Regions from separate parts of the Homo sapiens genome. Here region 2 is linked to region 1. Evidence: read pairs that join two places in POLR2A ChIA-PET (ENCODE). Cell type or tissue: GM12878. All regions are shown on one strand.

What was found. Peaks named below come from ENCODE experiments on the same cell type or tissue, not always from the same donor. Only the 100,000 strongest peaks of a DNase experiment are listed, where the experiment ranks them.
Region 2: POLR2A ChIA-PET joins it to region 1 with 5 read pairs; 2 of 35 experiments call an interaction of 5 or more read pairs at or near these places.

What each region holds. Positions count from the first base shown.
Region 1 is chr10:18,413,809-18,421,808 of GRCh38, forward strand. All of the region lies in intron 3 of CACNB2 (calcium voltage-gated channel auxiliary subunit beta 2), which reads left to right. Among named protein-coding and RNA genes, the nearest start is that of CACNB2-AS1, 120 kb to the right of the region's middle. In GM12878, no CTCF peak of the experiment used is centred here; a DNase peak (open chromatin) is centred at 4,934.
Region 2 is chr10:18,494,965-18,502,964 of GRCh38, forward strand. It overlaps CACNB2 (calcium voltage-gated channel auxiliary subunit beta 2), which reads left to right. Exons shown (of 14, transcript NM_201596.3): 4 at 3,391-3,513; 5 at 5,848-5,984. Among named protein-coding and RNA genes, the nearest start is that of CACNB2-AS1, 40 kb to the right of the region's middle. In GM12878, no CTCF peak of the experiment used is centred here; a DNase peak (open chromatin) is centred at 6,427.

The DNA of each region.
Region 1 (8,000 bases):
TTGAATAAGCTGTTACGTATAAAGCACAAGGTTCCTGGACCTGTCTTTCCCTACTCTAGCCCTTGTGATGGGCACAGGCAACTGGGGCACACAGCACCTGCCGTGGAGCAGTTCAGGGTGTTGTGAGGAATCTGAATGGAAAGTAATGAAACAAGTGTCTTTGCCTCCTCTGTAGTTATGTGCGGTCTTACACTATTTTACATGGTCACTATCAGCTTAGTTGTTTGTCACTTGTTGGTGACTGCTGTAAGGTAGATTTGAGATGTCCAGGGACTGCAGAGCTGCCTGGGATATGACTGGCATTGACACACTTGCTTGATCTCACAGCAGTTGCCATGGCAGGTCAGGTTGCATCCCCACCCATCCCAGTGACGAAGGCATGGGCCTTGTCTCCTGTACTCTAACTTTGAGATGTGCTTTCTGCCTCTTAGTCACATGGGTGCAGATCTCTGCCTGAGTTATCAAGAGCAATTGAACTCTCTCTTGCTCCTCTCACAGGCTCTTTTCTGAGTAACACCAAGTACTTGGGAACAAAATTACACATTGCTCTCTGTTTATTTATGGTTATATTTATCTTGGCAATCGACCTGTTAAGCTAGTTTTAACTTTCTTATGGGTAACAGTCACATGTTTTAAAAGGAACCTGATGGTTCCAGAATCCTTGTTACTACTACCTTTTTTTTTTTTTTTTTTTTTTGGAGACAGAATCTCTGTCACCCAGGCTGGAGCGCAGTGGCACAATCTCGGCTCACTGCAACCTCTGACTCCCGAGTTCAAGCAATTCTCCTGCCTCAGCCTCCCAAGTTGCTAGGATTACAGGTGTGCACCACCACAGCCTGCTAATTTTTGTATTTTTAGCAAAAATGGGGTTTCACCAGGTTGGCCAGGCTGCTCTCATAGACTTCTGGCTATTTTAAAACCATAAATAGATTAAGGAAGGATTATTATAAATTGCAGTTCAAGCTTTTTTTTTTTATCTTAGAGCACTATAACTGAATGTCTTTGTTGTATCATTGTAAACACAGCAATAAATATGCAGTTCTTCCCTCCCTTTTTCTCCACCAGATGTTAACAGGGAACGACATGAAGACTTTTACGCAGAGCTTAAAACAGTCAACCCTCTCTGTTCTTACAAGTTTTTGCCCCATCAATGGCTACATAAAAGATGTTGAAAACTGTGGAAAAAAGTAGAATGTATTTAATTAGCAAACATTTGATGAGTGGTATCATGCTATCGAGTTGGAATTTAAGGAAGGGAAATTGAAGATGTGTTAGATGTGGTGGTTTCTTCCTCAAGAAGCTCATGGTCTAATGGTCATGCTAAAAATGTGTATCACTGAGTAATGTGGTAGCTATCAGACTTAAAGCACTGTAGGCTTGGCATGGTGGCTCATGCCTGTAATCTCAGCACTTCGAGAGGCTGAGGTGGGAGAAAAGCTTTAGGCCAGGAGTTTGAGATCAGCTTGGGCAACACAGTGAGATCTCATCTCTACAAAAAATAAGCAAAAATAGTTAGGTATGGTGGTACATGCCTGCAGTTCCAGCTACTCAGAAGGCTGAGGCAGGAGGATTGCTTGAGCCTAGGAGTTAGAAGCCACAATAAGCTATAACTGCACCAATATACTCCAGCCTGCATGACACAGAAAGACCTTGTCTCTTAAAAAAAAAAAAACAAAGAAAAGAAAAAAAAAGCATTATGAGCCAAATGGCAAATGGGTGGACCCCAACACTGCTGGAGAAGGCAGTGCTGATGACCAGAGAAGGGCACTTTAAATTATATAAGCCCCCACTGTTAGTGACTGACCCTCTGGAGGCAGAGCCTACGTTAACCAGCAATGTGATTCTCTCTAAGGTTAGCAAGATGATTGCTAACTATGGGGTCCAACAACGCCTGCCATTTTAGATTATTTTCATTTTAAATCTCAATTCGCAATTTACTTAATGGCCCAAGCATTTTTTCATCCTCATAACCATTCGTAAGTGTACAATTGTATGAAGTATTTCACACTGTTGTGCCACAGATGCCTAGAATCTTTTCATCTTGCAAATCTGAAACTCTATATCATCTGAACAATTCCTTATCACCCTGCCCTGCCTCAGCCCCAGACAACTACCATGCTACAATTTTTTTTTTATTTGCTCAAATTTATGGGGTAGCTAAGACATTTTTTACAGGTATATAATGCATAATGATCAAGTCAGGGGACTCAGAGTGTCCGTCACCCAAGTACAGCAGTTTTGTTGAGTATAGTCATCCTACTCTGCTGTCAAACACTGAATTGATTCCTTCCATCTTACTGTATGTTTGTACCCTTTAACCCACCTCTCTTCCTCCTCCCTGCACCCCCCACTCACCCTTTTCAGTCTGTTATTTTTCCACTCTTTATCTCCATGTGTTCAATATTTGTCCCTTTGTGACTGGCTTATCTCAGCATGATATCCTCAAGATTCATCTATGTTGTCCCATGTGACAGAATTTCCTTCTTTTTCAAGGCTGAGTAATATTCCATTACATGTATAGACCACATTTCTTTATCCATTTATCTGTCAATGGGTATTTGGGCTGCTTCCACCTCTTGGCTACTGTGAATAATGCTATAAAGTTTTGTTTGCTTCTTTGTTTTTTGAGACAAAGTCTCACTCTGTCACCCAGGCTGGAGTGCATTGGCACGATCTCAGCTCACTGCAACCTCCACCTCCTGGGTTCAAAGGATTCTCCTGCCTCAGCCTCCTGAGTAGCTGGGACTACAGGTGTGCGCCATCATGGCCAGCTAATTTTTTTTAGTAGAGACAGGGTTTTGCCATATTGGCCAGAGTGGTCTTGAACCCCTGACCTCAGGTGATCCACCAGCCACAGCCTCCCGAAGTTTTCTTTAAATCTTCAACTTTTTTTCAATGAGCCTGTCAAGGTGGACTGTCAGCAAGCAGGAACTATAGCGTATGTTTCACAGCGGCTCAGTGTTTAACTTCCCGTTGTATTGTTTTGCTTGGTCTTTAACAAGTACTAAGTAGGGAAGTGGAAGCAGATATAGTTACCCCATTTTATGGATGAGCAAACTGATGGTGGATACTGAAGGATCTTGCCCAAGCTCACTGAGCTCATAAGGGGCAGAATTAGGGCAAGGACCCAGGCTTCTGCCTCATTTTTTTTTTTTTAATGTTCTTTCACCTCATCAAGGAGCTGCTTTTAGAAAGACACAGGCTTATGAAAGCAGAAAGTGCATTAAAAAAAAAAAGACACCAGCTGAGAATGCATTAATGTTTCCTCTTTGTTTCATGCTCTAGAGAGATTAAGGAAATAAAAGCTTTTTTTTTTCTCTTTAACTATAAAAGCAAAAATAAAGCAGGGCAGCTATTAAGACGATTTTAAAAGTATAAACATCTTCGTGCAATTTTTTTTTGCTGTTGAGTCTGGATAGAGTTTACAAGCAAAAAACTCACCTTTTGTCCTGCTTTTTAAAGTTTAGTTTATTGTCATTACACCATTGATGTGAAACAAGTCAATTTTTACACTTCAACATTATTTAAACAAAAATCTTGAGCTAAAAATTCTTTTTTTTTTTTTTTTTTTTTTTTTGAGACGAAGTTTCACTGTTGTTGCTCAGGCTGGAATGCAGTGGCGCGATCTCGGCTCACTGCATCCTCTGCCTCCCGGGTTCAAGCGATTCTCCTGCCTCAGCCTCCCTAGTAGCTGGGATTACGGGCACACACCACCACACCCGGCTAATTTTTGTATTTTTAGTAGAGACAGGTTTCACCATGTTGGCCAGGCTGCTCTCAAACTCCTGACCTCAAGTGATCCACCTGCCTTGGCCTCCCGAAGTGGAGATAAAAATTCTTGAATTTAATATGTTGTTAGTTAAAGGAAGACCTTCCAGGATGTCTGTGTATATCCTTTTCATGGTTAAATGGAGATACAAATGGAACGTACTTAATACTATTTGAATATGCCTTTTCCTGTAGAGAAATGGAAAAATAATCAAATATCTAGGAAATAGATTGTATGAAGAATGCTGAAGAAACAAAATTTAAATAGAGCAAGGAAGAGAAAATTGAAGTTAAAATGAAACGATTTAAAAAAAGATTTTATTAAGTGTTGCCTATTCGTAAGGGGAAAAAAACGAAAGGAACAAACTAAAAATTACAGCAGCCAAAAATATAAAGTTAGATGTAACAATTGACTAGAGAAACATGAAGACGAGTTATAAAGGAAGATTAGGAGACTGCTGTAGTGCAGGAGTGCAGGGTTGTGGTTTTTTGTTTGTTTGTTTATTTGTTTGTTTTTGAGATGGAGTTTCGCTCTGTCGCCAGGCTGGAGTGCAGTGGCGCCCTCTTGGCTCACTGCAACCTCTGCCTCCCATGTTCAGGCGATTCTCCTGCCTCATCCTCCCGAGGAGTTGGGACTACAGGCGCACGCCACTATGCTCAGCTAATTTTTGTATTTTTAGTAGCAATGGGGTTTCACGATATTAGCCAGGATGGTCTCGATCTCTTGACCTCGTGATCCACCCGCCTTACTAAACTCCATTTTTAAGGAAGGAAAATGAATCGCACAATCCGCTGTCAGTTGTTTATTCTGATTTCCTACTAAAAATTATTTCAATTGATATTTGCAGGATTAACACATGTTAAAGCAAACTAAATATGGCCTGAGAAGGCCTCCTTACTTCTACATTTGAGTCCTCGTGGATGAACTGTAATCTAGCTTAATAGGCAGATAAGATTGAAAACCTAACTTGGAAGTATGTGCCTGTAACAGTAACTGAGTCTTGGCCAATCCCAGCGGCCGTACTTCAACCACTCACAGACTGCTAAGTGTTCAAACTGTGTTCAAATAAGACAAACGCCAATATGTAGCCAGTCCAGCTATTTCTGTACCTCACTGCCGATTTCTGTATGTCACTTCCCTTTTTTTTGGTCTATAAATGTGTTCTGACCACAGGGCATCAGGGCGTCAGTTCTTGAATATTTGACACCAGTATCATGGTCTCATCCTGCCCTCCCTAGACTGGACAGGAAGTGAATTCAACAGGAAGTAGGCAAAAATGTACAGTCTAATCTTCTCGTCTTTGGCTTTCTCGTTTCATTCCCTGGATTTTTAAACAACCAACTATCCCTTTGTCTTCTTAGAGGAACTGTAATCATCCCTGAATGAAATATTTATTGGATCAGTTGTAAGCTTACATTTGAGTCAACCTACATTCCTTACAGTTGAGGGTTAAGTTTCAAGATCCTTTATGAGGCAACTCAGTGACACTCATCCCCAGGCAGAATTAAAGGAGATCTTTGGCTGTGACAATCTAAAGCTCTTTGGCTATGACAGAACAAGGAAAGTTACCGTGGTTGAACTAGATGGGAAGAACTACTTGCTTCTCCTCTGAGCGTACTGTGACTTGCTTAATTCTATGAGTTTAAGTAGCCTGAGGATTCAATAGGTCACATAATGGATATGCAAAATGGAGTATAGAAACCCTTTAATAAGTAAAAATCTCCAGGTGCTGTATTCAGCATACTTGCATGGATCCCTGACACTGTGGTGTATGTTAGGTAAGACATAGAAAATGCAATAGTAACTGTATTATAATGTACACAACCATTCTCTTCAACTCTTTACTTTAAAATGAGAGAGAGAGAAGGTGACACGGAGCCCTAGTCACACAGCTATGATTGGACTAAGGTTATGAACTAGTGTCCATTTTACCACATGGTCCATCTACTGAATTGGAGTTTCAGGGGTGGTAGTTGAGTCAGGACCCTCTTATTCAAATGATCAAAAGTCCAATAAAGGTGTACCTGGAAAAGGGGTCTTGTCCAGACCCCAAGAGCGGGTTCTTGAATGTCACATGGGAAAGAATTCAGGGAAAGTCACAGAATATATTTAAAACAATTTATTAGCAACTGCTGTATTACAGAGTAGAGCATCCTCAGAAAGAAAGGGGAGGAATGTCCCTATCTTAAATGGAATGCTGGCTTATATGGGTTATTAAGGTTAAGAATAGTGTACTTTATTACAAAAGCTTGTGATCAGCTGTGACAGGCTATTAGTATTGTTATTTTCCTATGTTAATATTGATTTCAGCAAGAATTTAGGAATGCACTACTATCTCTAAAGCAAAACTTCTTATTAAACTAAGAATGTTTTTTCTGTTTAAAATATCAGGACATTTCTATAAGTTCTAGGTTTTTATTTAGTTAGTTAGCATCATTAACTCGTTCCCTCAACTGTAAGTATCTTATGACCAGGCGTGCCCAACCCCCTGGGAATGTAACCCAGCCAGTTTGGCCTTATCTGGCCTTTGTTCAAGATGGAGTCACTCTGGTTAGGATGCCTGTGACCAAAGGACATAGCCAAAACTTGAATGTTTCATCTCAGCCTAATACACTGATGAATGTATACTCCAGCATTAATCTTTTGTTATGAAACCAAGATCTATTCTTTAAGTAGAAGTCTGTGTATTAGTCTGGGTTCTCCAGATAAACAGACCTAATAGGAGATAAACACACATACACACACACACACACAGAGAGAGAGAGAGAGAGAGAAGTATATGGAGATTTATTATAAGAAATTGGTGCACATGATTATGGAAGCTAAGAAATCCCATGATCTGATCTGCCAACTGTAACTGGGGACCCAGGAAGGCTGATGGTATAATTCCAGCTCCAAGAGCAGAGAAAAGATCGATGGATGTCTCACCACAAGCAGGCAGGCAGAAAGAAAAATGAGTGAATTCCTCCTTCTTCTACCTTGTATTCTATTCAAGCCCCCAACAGATTGGATCAAGCTCATCCACATTGGAGAAGGCAGTCAACTTACTCAGTCCACCAATTCAAATGCTAATTTCACCCCAAACACCCTCACAGACATACCCAGAAATATTGTTTAAATTTGCACCCTGTGGTGCAATCAAGTTGACCATAAAATTAGCCATCACAGTCAGCTAATTGAAGTTATTACTCTACTTATATGACCATCTTCAGTCTAGAATTTAGTTAAACATTCGAGTTGGACCATTATCTGTAGGAATTTGGGTTCCAGGAAATACAAGAAGAACTGAAAATAATTTTTTAAAAAAATTTAAACCATAGTCATGTTTATGCCTGAAAATAATACTTTAAATTTTTTCCTAAATATTCTAGAAATTAAAGTTTACCAAACATGAACCATTTGTTATTAATATTATACTTTTGATGAATGACTTGATAAAATACAAAAGAAGGAAATGTATTTTTTAGGAGAGGAATTTGAATAATTTTTCCCCAAAAAATTCATATGTATGTAAAATATCTTCATCTTAGTAAAGGTCCATTAGCCCTTGTTAACTCTGGTCCAAGAAAATCTATCAATTCAAGTTAGAAAAACAGGTACTCAATAATCTTAGCCCTTGACATTTTTCTTTAAATTTCTCTGAAATACATATTTTTTTTTTTTGTTTCCTTGGCTGAAAAATGTTCATTGTAATATTACCAGTGTGGTTTTTTTTGTTTTTTTGTTTTTTTTTTTCTAAGACAGAATTTCACTCTTGTTGCCCAGGCTGGAGTACAATGGTGCAATCTTGGCCCCCTGCAACCTCTGCCTCCCAATTTCAAGTGATTCTCTGGCCTCAGCCTCCGGAGTAGCTGGGATTACAGGAATGCACCACCACACCCGGCTAATTTTTTGTATTTTTTAGTAGAGACAGAGTTTCTCCATGTTGGTCAGGCTGGTCTCAAACTCCCGACCTCAGGTGATCCACCCACCTCAACCTCCCAAAGTTCTGGGATTACAGGCCTGAGCCACCGTGCCTGGCCCAGTATGGTATTTTTAAAAGGTTTTTTAAGTGGTTATTTTTTTCTGGCTCATGAATATCTTTGAATATATGATATGAATCTGTGAGCCTTCTCCAAAAAATAGCTTATATCTAAACAGCTTGGCTTATATTTCCAGGGTCTCCACAGGCCTCTGAAACAAACCTATATATCCTAAGGGTATACAAAGTACAAGAATCTCTTGCTAATAA
Region 2 (8,000 bases), 81 kb after region 1:
AGTGCACCTTGCTTTAGTGCTGGGTACAGTATAAAACAGTGTGGCCCATTTGGACAGTAGTTTAGAATAAAAATTTAAAAGTCTTAATAACTCATGTCTGACACATGCTACCTCTGGGACTCCATCCTAAGAAAATAATTCTAAGTAGAAAGAGGCTTTTGTACAAACATTTTTCAAAGCAGAATATTTTTCATACTGAATAATGTTGTGAACCTAAGTATCAAAGAAGGGTGAATGGTGAATGGTTGAGGGAGTCTTTTTTTTTTTTTTTAGATAGAGTCTCACTCTATCACCCAGGCTGGAGTGCAGTGGTGCAATGATCTTTGCTCACTGCAGCCTCTGCCTCCCGGGTTCAAGTGATTCTCCTGTCTCAGCCTCCTGAGTAGCTGGGATTACAGTCATGTGCCACCATGCCTGGCTAATTTTGTATTTTTAGTAGAGATGGGGTTTCTCCATATTGGTCAGGCTGGTCTAGAACTCCCAATCTCAGGTGATCCTCCCACCTTGGCCTCCCAAAGTGCTGCGATTACTGGCATGAGCCATCACGCCCGGCCAAAATATATTTTTAAAAGTATAAAAACTGTGTGTGTGTGTGTGTGTGTGTGTGTGTGTGTGTGTGTGTGTGTGTATAAGAGATGAGGTCTCACTTTGTTGCCCAGGCTGGTCTCAAACTCCTGGGCTCAAGTGATGCTCCCACCATGCCCTCCCAAAGTGTTGGGATTTACAGGCATGAGCCACGGCACCTGGCCTTTTAAAAAAATATATATTTTTTGCTTTTTCATTTTTTTATGTTTAATATTGGATGAAATGCAATATGTTATGATTGTAGCTCTGGAAGTAAACTTTATATACTTAAGAACATTTCTAGAAAAAATAGAAACATCATACTCTCAAGGATTGTGTTTCAGTTGTACAGGTAAATAAATGTACACATTTATTTACGTGTATTTTTAATTCCCATAATTCCACACAAGAAGCAGGATCCCTGGTATCACTAAAAATTAAAGTGGATGTCATTCGAGACCAGCCTGGCCAATATGGTGAAACTCCATCTCTACTAAAAATACAAAAATTAGCCAGGCATGATGGCGGGTGCCTGTAGTCCCAGCTACTTGGGAGGCTAGGGTAGAAGAATCGCTTGAACCTGGAAGGCAGAGGTTGCAGTGAGCTGGGATCGTGCCACTGCACTCCAGCCTGGGCATCACAGTGAGACTCAGTCTCAAAAAAAAAAAAAAAAAAAAATTACAGTGAATGTCAATAACTGGCTTCCAAATATTTAACTCCACCTCATGTCTATTGTGCCTATATCCAGAATTTGGTTTTCCTTTCCCAATCTGCAAATTGTGACTAGACCATAGTAACATCAGGGATCTTAAGTCAGTCTTAACCCAGACAAGAGGCAGGTAGAACAAATTAACTTCGGAAAATTTGGAAATGAAAATGGGTTCTCTCTACTCCAACTCCCCTGTGTCTTCTCTGGCAAGTCCAGGTAGAGAGCGCATTGAATAGGGAGAAACTGCTCCCTTCTCCTGAGAGGTCGAAATAATTTTTTTAAAGAATAGGTTAAGCCGGACGCGGTGGCTCATGCCTATAATCCCAGCACTTTGGGAGGCCAAGGCAGGCAGATCACCTGAGGTCAGGAGTTCAAGACCAGCCTGACCAATATGGTGAAACGCCATCTCTACTAAAAATACAAAAAATTAGCTGGGCGTGGTGGCGGGTGCCTGTAATCCCAGCAACTCGGGAGGCTGAGGCAGGAGAACCGCTTGAATGCAGGAGGCGGAGGTTGCAATGAGCCGAGATCATGCCATTGCTCTCCAGCTTGGGCAACAAGAGCGAAACTCCGCCTCAAAAAAAAAAAAAAAAAAAAGGAAAAAAAGAAAAAAAAAGTAGGTTAAAAGGAATATCACATGAAAAACTATGTTACTTTGTATATATCATGTATATAAGAAATACATAGAAGAGGCCAGGCATGGTGTCTCGTACCTGTAATCCCAGCACTTTGGGAGGCTGAGGCGGGCAGATCACCCAAGGTCAGGGGTTCGAGACCAGCTTGGCCAACACAGTGAAACCCTGTCTCTTCTAAAAATACAAAAAATTAGCTGGGCGTGGTGGCTCACGCCTATAATCCAAGCTACTCGGGAGGCTGAAGCAGGAGAATCAATTGAACTCCAGAGGAGGAGGTTGCAGTGAGCTGAAATTGCACCACTGCACTCCAGCCTGGGCTACAAAGTAAGACTCTGTAAAAAAAAAAAAAAAAGAAAAGAAGAAAAAAAGAAAGAAAGAAATATATAGAAGCAATCCACTTGCCCATAATGGGAAAGAAATACAATACCACTTAGAACAATACCATTTTCACCATTTCTGAGCTTACCTGTTTCTTTCATCTTGTGGATAAATAGGTATTAGCTAAAGAGAGAATAAATGCTTATCTGTAAATTCTTTTGGTTTGATTTGTTTTTTTCTTTTTTTTGAGACAGGGACTGACTTTGTCCCCCGGGCTGGAGTGCAGTCGCGTGATCATGGCTCACTGCAGCATAGACCCCCTGGGCTTAAGTGATCCTCTTGCCTTAGCCTCCCAAGTTGTTGGGAGTATAGGTGCCTGCCACCACACCTAGCCTAATTTTTGTTTTTGATTTTTAGTGAGAAGAGGTCTTGCTATGTTGCCCAGGCTGATCTTGAACTCCTAGGGTCAAGCAATCCTCTTGCCTTGGCCTCACAAAATGCTGGGATTACAGGCATGAGCCACCACTCCTGGCCCTTTATCTGTAAAATTTCAAAGCATCAAATAAGGAAAGAGATCTTAATTAATATCTTTAGTAGCTGAACAAACTCAAGTAGGAGAAATAATAGAAGAAAAAGTCATTGCTTTCATAATTCGTTGCAGCCATGAATGAGAGTTGCTATAGTTGTAGCATATTTTCCCCGGCTCTTTTCTCATTCAATGATTGTACCTTTCGGAATTATGTCTTTAATGATTAATTAATTAAAGTAGATGTTTGGGGTAGCAAGGCAGTGACTAAGTCCTTTCCACTGAAACGGAAGAACTGGGGATTTTATTCATGTTTGTGTTTCCTGATTTACAGTTGCTACAAGCGCCAATGTTGAAAACACATATTTCCGTGGCTCTTCTTCACCTTCATTACTTGTAGTGCTTTCAAAGAGAACAATGGCCTTTTTCTAGTTCAGAAATGGGTGTTATGTAGCTCACAGCTGGGAGATTTCAAGTGTTTTGAATACGAACAAGCTGTTTTGTGATAAAGAACCAGTGCAGAGGGGAAACCAACAATGATTACAGTAGTTATTCAGTATGTCTTTGTGTTTGAGGGAAAAAGGAGGGACAGTGTTGTTTTGCTCTTATTTTTTTCCCTCTTCCTTTTCCCACTTTAGACAAAGCCCGTTGCATTTGCGGTTCGGACAAATGTCAGCTACAGTGCGGCCCATGAAGATGATGTTCCAGTGCCTGGCATGGCCATCTCATTCGAAGCAAAAGATTTTCTGCATGTTAAGGAAGTAAGGAGAATAATTTCATTTTCTAACAGCATGATGTTTCACCTTGACATACCATTTCTTATTTCCTATTCATATGCCGTTTCTGTGAAGTAGCATTGCACATCGCTGCAGTTGTATAACACACATAACTAAATCAATGGCTCTCAACCTCTGCTAATATAAATATACCTTTTAAAGTGGAAAGAAGTCACAGGCCTCTTGCAATAACTTCAGCGCTCCCTGGGGCTCTGTGGCCCAGAAATTGGGAACTGCTAGAGTAGATGATCCTTTTTTATGCTTAACCTATACTTTTTTTTAATGTTTCACCTTGACTAGGTGTAGTTTTTCCTGATGCCTGAAGTCTAGGCATCTGGGGAGGGTTTAATAATAATATCTAGAATTCATGACTCTTCTCTCTGCTGACAGTGTCTCAATACAAACTACTGATGACCTTTTTCCTCCTTAAATGCTAAATTTCTGCAGTGGGTGAGAGAATGGTAAGAATTGACACCAATAAGGCAACAAAGAGGTATCAGGAAAAGTCCTTTTCCTACATGCTAAATGTCTCCACCTTCTAGTGAGCAATGACACAACCTGCAAATTGGAAACTTTCATCCTTAATTAAGGTTTGTTTGGAGTCAACATTTATCAAATGCCTGCCTTGTGGAGCACTGTGTAAACTGACCAGAAATTTCCCCTGTAGAATATTCTCAGTGTGTGATCCTGAGGTTTTTCTTGGACCTGAAGGAATTTATACTTGGAGCTCTTCCATCTAGGGTATATATAATATGTCATAGGAAGTATGTGTAAATCGAAACTCTTCACTGCACTAAAGGCTGTCAGCAAAGGAGTTGATAACTGCCGATTAAAAGAACCTAGGGCTGGGCCCGGTGGCTCATGCCTGTAATCCCAACACTTTGGGAGGCCAAGGTGGGCGGATCACAAGGTCAGGAGATGAAGACCATCCTGGCCAACATGGTGAACCCCGTCTCCACTAAAAATACAAAAATTATCTGGGTGTAGTGGCACATGCCTGTAATCTCAGCTACTCGAGAGGCTGAGGCAGAAGAATAGCTTGAACCAGCGAGTCGGAGGTTGCAGTGAGCCGAGATTGCGCCACTGCACCCGAGCCTGGCGACAGAGTGAGATTCTGTCTCAAAGAAAAAAAAAAAAAAAAAAAAAAGAACCTAGAAGCCTGGGTACTATGGCTCATGCCTGTAATCCAAGCACTAAGAACCTAGAAGCCTGGGTACTATGGCTCATGCTTCCAAGCATTTTGGAAGGCCGAGGAAGGCAGATCTCTTGAGCCCAGGAGACCAGCCTGGGCAACAGGGTAAAACCCCATCTCTAAAAAAAAAAAAAAAAAAAAAATTAACCTGGTGTGGTAGCATACACCGGTAGTCCTAGCTACTCAGGAGGCCAGTGGATTGATTGAGCCTGGAAATTCAAGACAGGAGTGAGCCAGGATCATGTCACTGCACTCCAGCCTGGGCGACAGAGCAAGACCCTGTCTTGATTAAAAATAGAAGAGCCTAGAGAATTTAGAGCCTACCATTTTGGTAACCTCTGAAAAGAGATGTCAAATACTGGCTAGGTGGGAACAATAGAAAAAGTTATCAGCTGTGCCTAGAATCTCACTTTACACCAGGAAGTTAGATTATTATGAGGTCTCTTCTTGATGATTGATGCTGAAAGGGGGATCTTTCCACCATGAAAGGAAAAGAAAAACAGAATGTATATTCTTCTTCGACGTGTTCAAGGACAGATTTATTCAATCGAGGAAAAAGAAGGCAAATCACAAAGATTTAAGATACATATTCCACCTGCAAGACATAAATTGTCAACATCACACAAGTAGAGAAATCATCTGTGAACATCGCATTGTATATTTATAAAACTGTTTGCACAAAGGTAAATTGTCCTGTGACATGAAATATTTAAGGTACACTTCAATATTTATCTCTTTCTCTCAATAATTCCAATTGGTCTGATTATATAAGGGGAAGATTTCTGTAACAGTACTTCCTAAAGATCTCTTGGTAGGATGGGCTGTTATTCTTTGAACCCAGAGAGCTTATCCCTACTCATGGTGACAGCAGCTGCTGCAAGGGAATTCAGCCTGGTCCTACGGCAGCACCAGGACAGACAAGGAACGCAGAGCCTTTGATAGATTGCTGAGGACGCTAAATGCATTTCTTACATGTGAAACCCATGAGCCGAAGGGTTTCTTGAATGATAATATTTAAGGCATAGTTAATGGTCATTGCCATATTTCTCTCGACTGAAAATAGTGTGGAAGAACAAGGATTTGACCTTCTGTGCACTGATTTTTAATGCTTTTGATTTTGTGTTTAGAAATTTAACAATGACTGGTGGATAGGGCGATTGGTAAAAGAAGGCTGTGAAATCGGATTCATTCCAAGCCCAGTCAAACTAGAAAACATGAGGCTGCAGCATGAACAGAGAGCCAAGCAAGGGAAATTCTACTCCAGGTATGAGACAGATGTCAAGTGTTTGCATAAAACTTAGATTATACCACTATCTGTGTACTGTTGTCTGCTGTATTCTGTATCCTTTATTATGTATTAACAAGGAGGCTGGTAATATGGTTTATTGATAGCATCACAAATCTTGCATTTTCCTGCATTTAAAAAACTTCAGTCCAGCACCTGATTTTCACCCTATTTGGGAAAGTGTCAAATTATTATCATTAATGAAAAGAGCTAAGGTCATAGAGTATTAAATTCAGGCTCCAGGGCAGAGGAAAATCTGAAACCTTAATCATTTACTGAAAAATAGTCTGGCACATCATAGCCCTGGTGACTAATCCCACTGTCTGTAGCTGCCTGGTATGGCTGGGAGATGTTTGAGAGATGACATTCTCAGACATCATCAGGCAGTGGCAGCTCTTGTCATCCGTTAGTTTCATTTTCACCTGAGAAACTCAATTTTCAGTTCTACCCACTGTTAAGCACTTAAAGAGAAGCGAAGTATGAAACAAGTTAAAACTGCCTGTGCAGATGGCAATTAGATGAGTTATGTAAGAAGCTGGGGCTGAATAATCCCTCCTAGGATTTGTGAGGTTGTCTGTCCCTCTCTGAAAGAATCACTAGAAAGGCTTCTCGTAGATGTACTGAATTTTCCATGGAATCGTATGCAGACGGGTCTAAGGACGCAGCATGCCTCTCCCAATGTGAAAGGATGGGACATGGGCAAGGCCTTTCTTAAATACGAATCGCTGGATTTCTCTTTTCTCCATCTTACATCTTATTTGTTTATCTAAGATGCAAATCCCTTTGTCAGTGATAATACTTTACTGTGAGCAAGTATTTTTTTCAAGCGTCAGCAGATGAGTGAAACAGAATATGCTTTGTGGTTTGGAACACCCATCCTCATTAACTGGCTTTTCATAATTGTCAAGTTCATTTAGTTCAGACGGATTCCTCTGTGTTTTGAGACCTCCACCCCAGAATTGACTTTCATTAATTCCTGGGTTATTGAGAGCACTCAGATGGTGAGATGCATTCAGTCATATAAAAGTAGAGGCATGCATAAAAAAGAACAAAGATTGGCCGGGCATGGTGGCTCATGCCTGTAATCCCAGCACTGGGAGGCCGAGGCAGACAGATCACCTGAGGTCAGGAGTTCAAGACGAGCCTGGCCAACATGGTGAAACCCCATCTCTACTAAAAATCCAAAAATTAGCTGGGCATGGTGGCGGGAGCCTGTAATCCTAGCTACTCGGGAGGCTGAGGCAGGAGAATTACTTGAATCTGGGAGGTGGAAGTTGCAGTGAGCCCAGATTCGTGCCACTGCATTCCAGCCTGGGCGACAGAGTGAGACTCTATCTCAAAAAAAAAAGAACAAGATCATGTCTTTTGCAGCAACATGGATGGAGCCGGAGGCCATTATCCCAAGCAAACTAACACAGGAATAGAAAACCAAATACGGGGGCCACGTGCGGTGGCTCACACCTGTAATCCCAGCACTTTGGGAGGCTGAGGCGGGCATATCACAAGGTTAAGAGATTGAGACCATCCTGGGCAACATTGTGAAACCCCGTCTCTACTAAAAAAAAAAAAAAATTAGCTGGGTATGGTGGTGTGTGCCTATAGTCCCAGCTACTTGAGAAGCTGAGGCAGAGAATCACTTCGAACCCGGGAGGCAGAGGTTGAAGTGAGCCAAGATCGCACCATTGCACTCCAGCCTGGCGACAGAGCAAGACTCCATCTCAAAAAAAAAAAAAAAAAAAAAAAAAAAAAAAAAAACCGCATGTTTTTACTTATAAGTGAGAGCTAAACATTGAGAACATACACCAGGAAGGGAACATAAGACACTGGGGACTACTTGAGGGTGGAGGATGGGAGGAGGGTGAGGATCAGAAAAACCACCTCCTGGGGCATTATGTTCATTATCTGGGTGACAAAATAATCTGTACACCAAACCCCTGTGACATGCAGTTTACCTGTGTAACAAACCTGGACATGTACCCCGAAACTAAAAGTAAA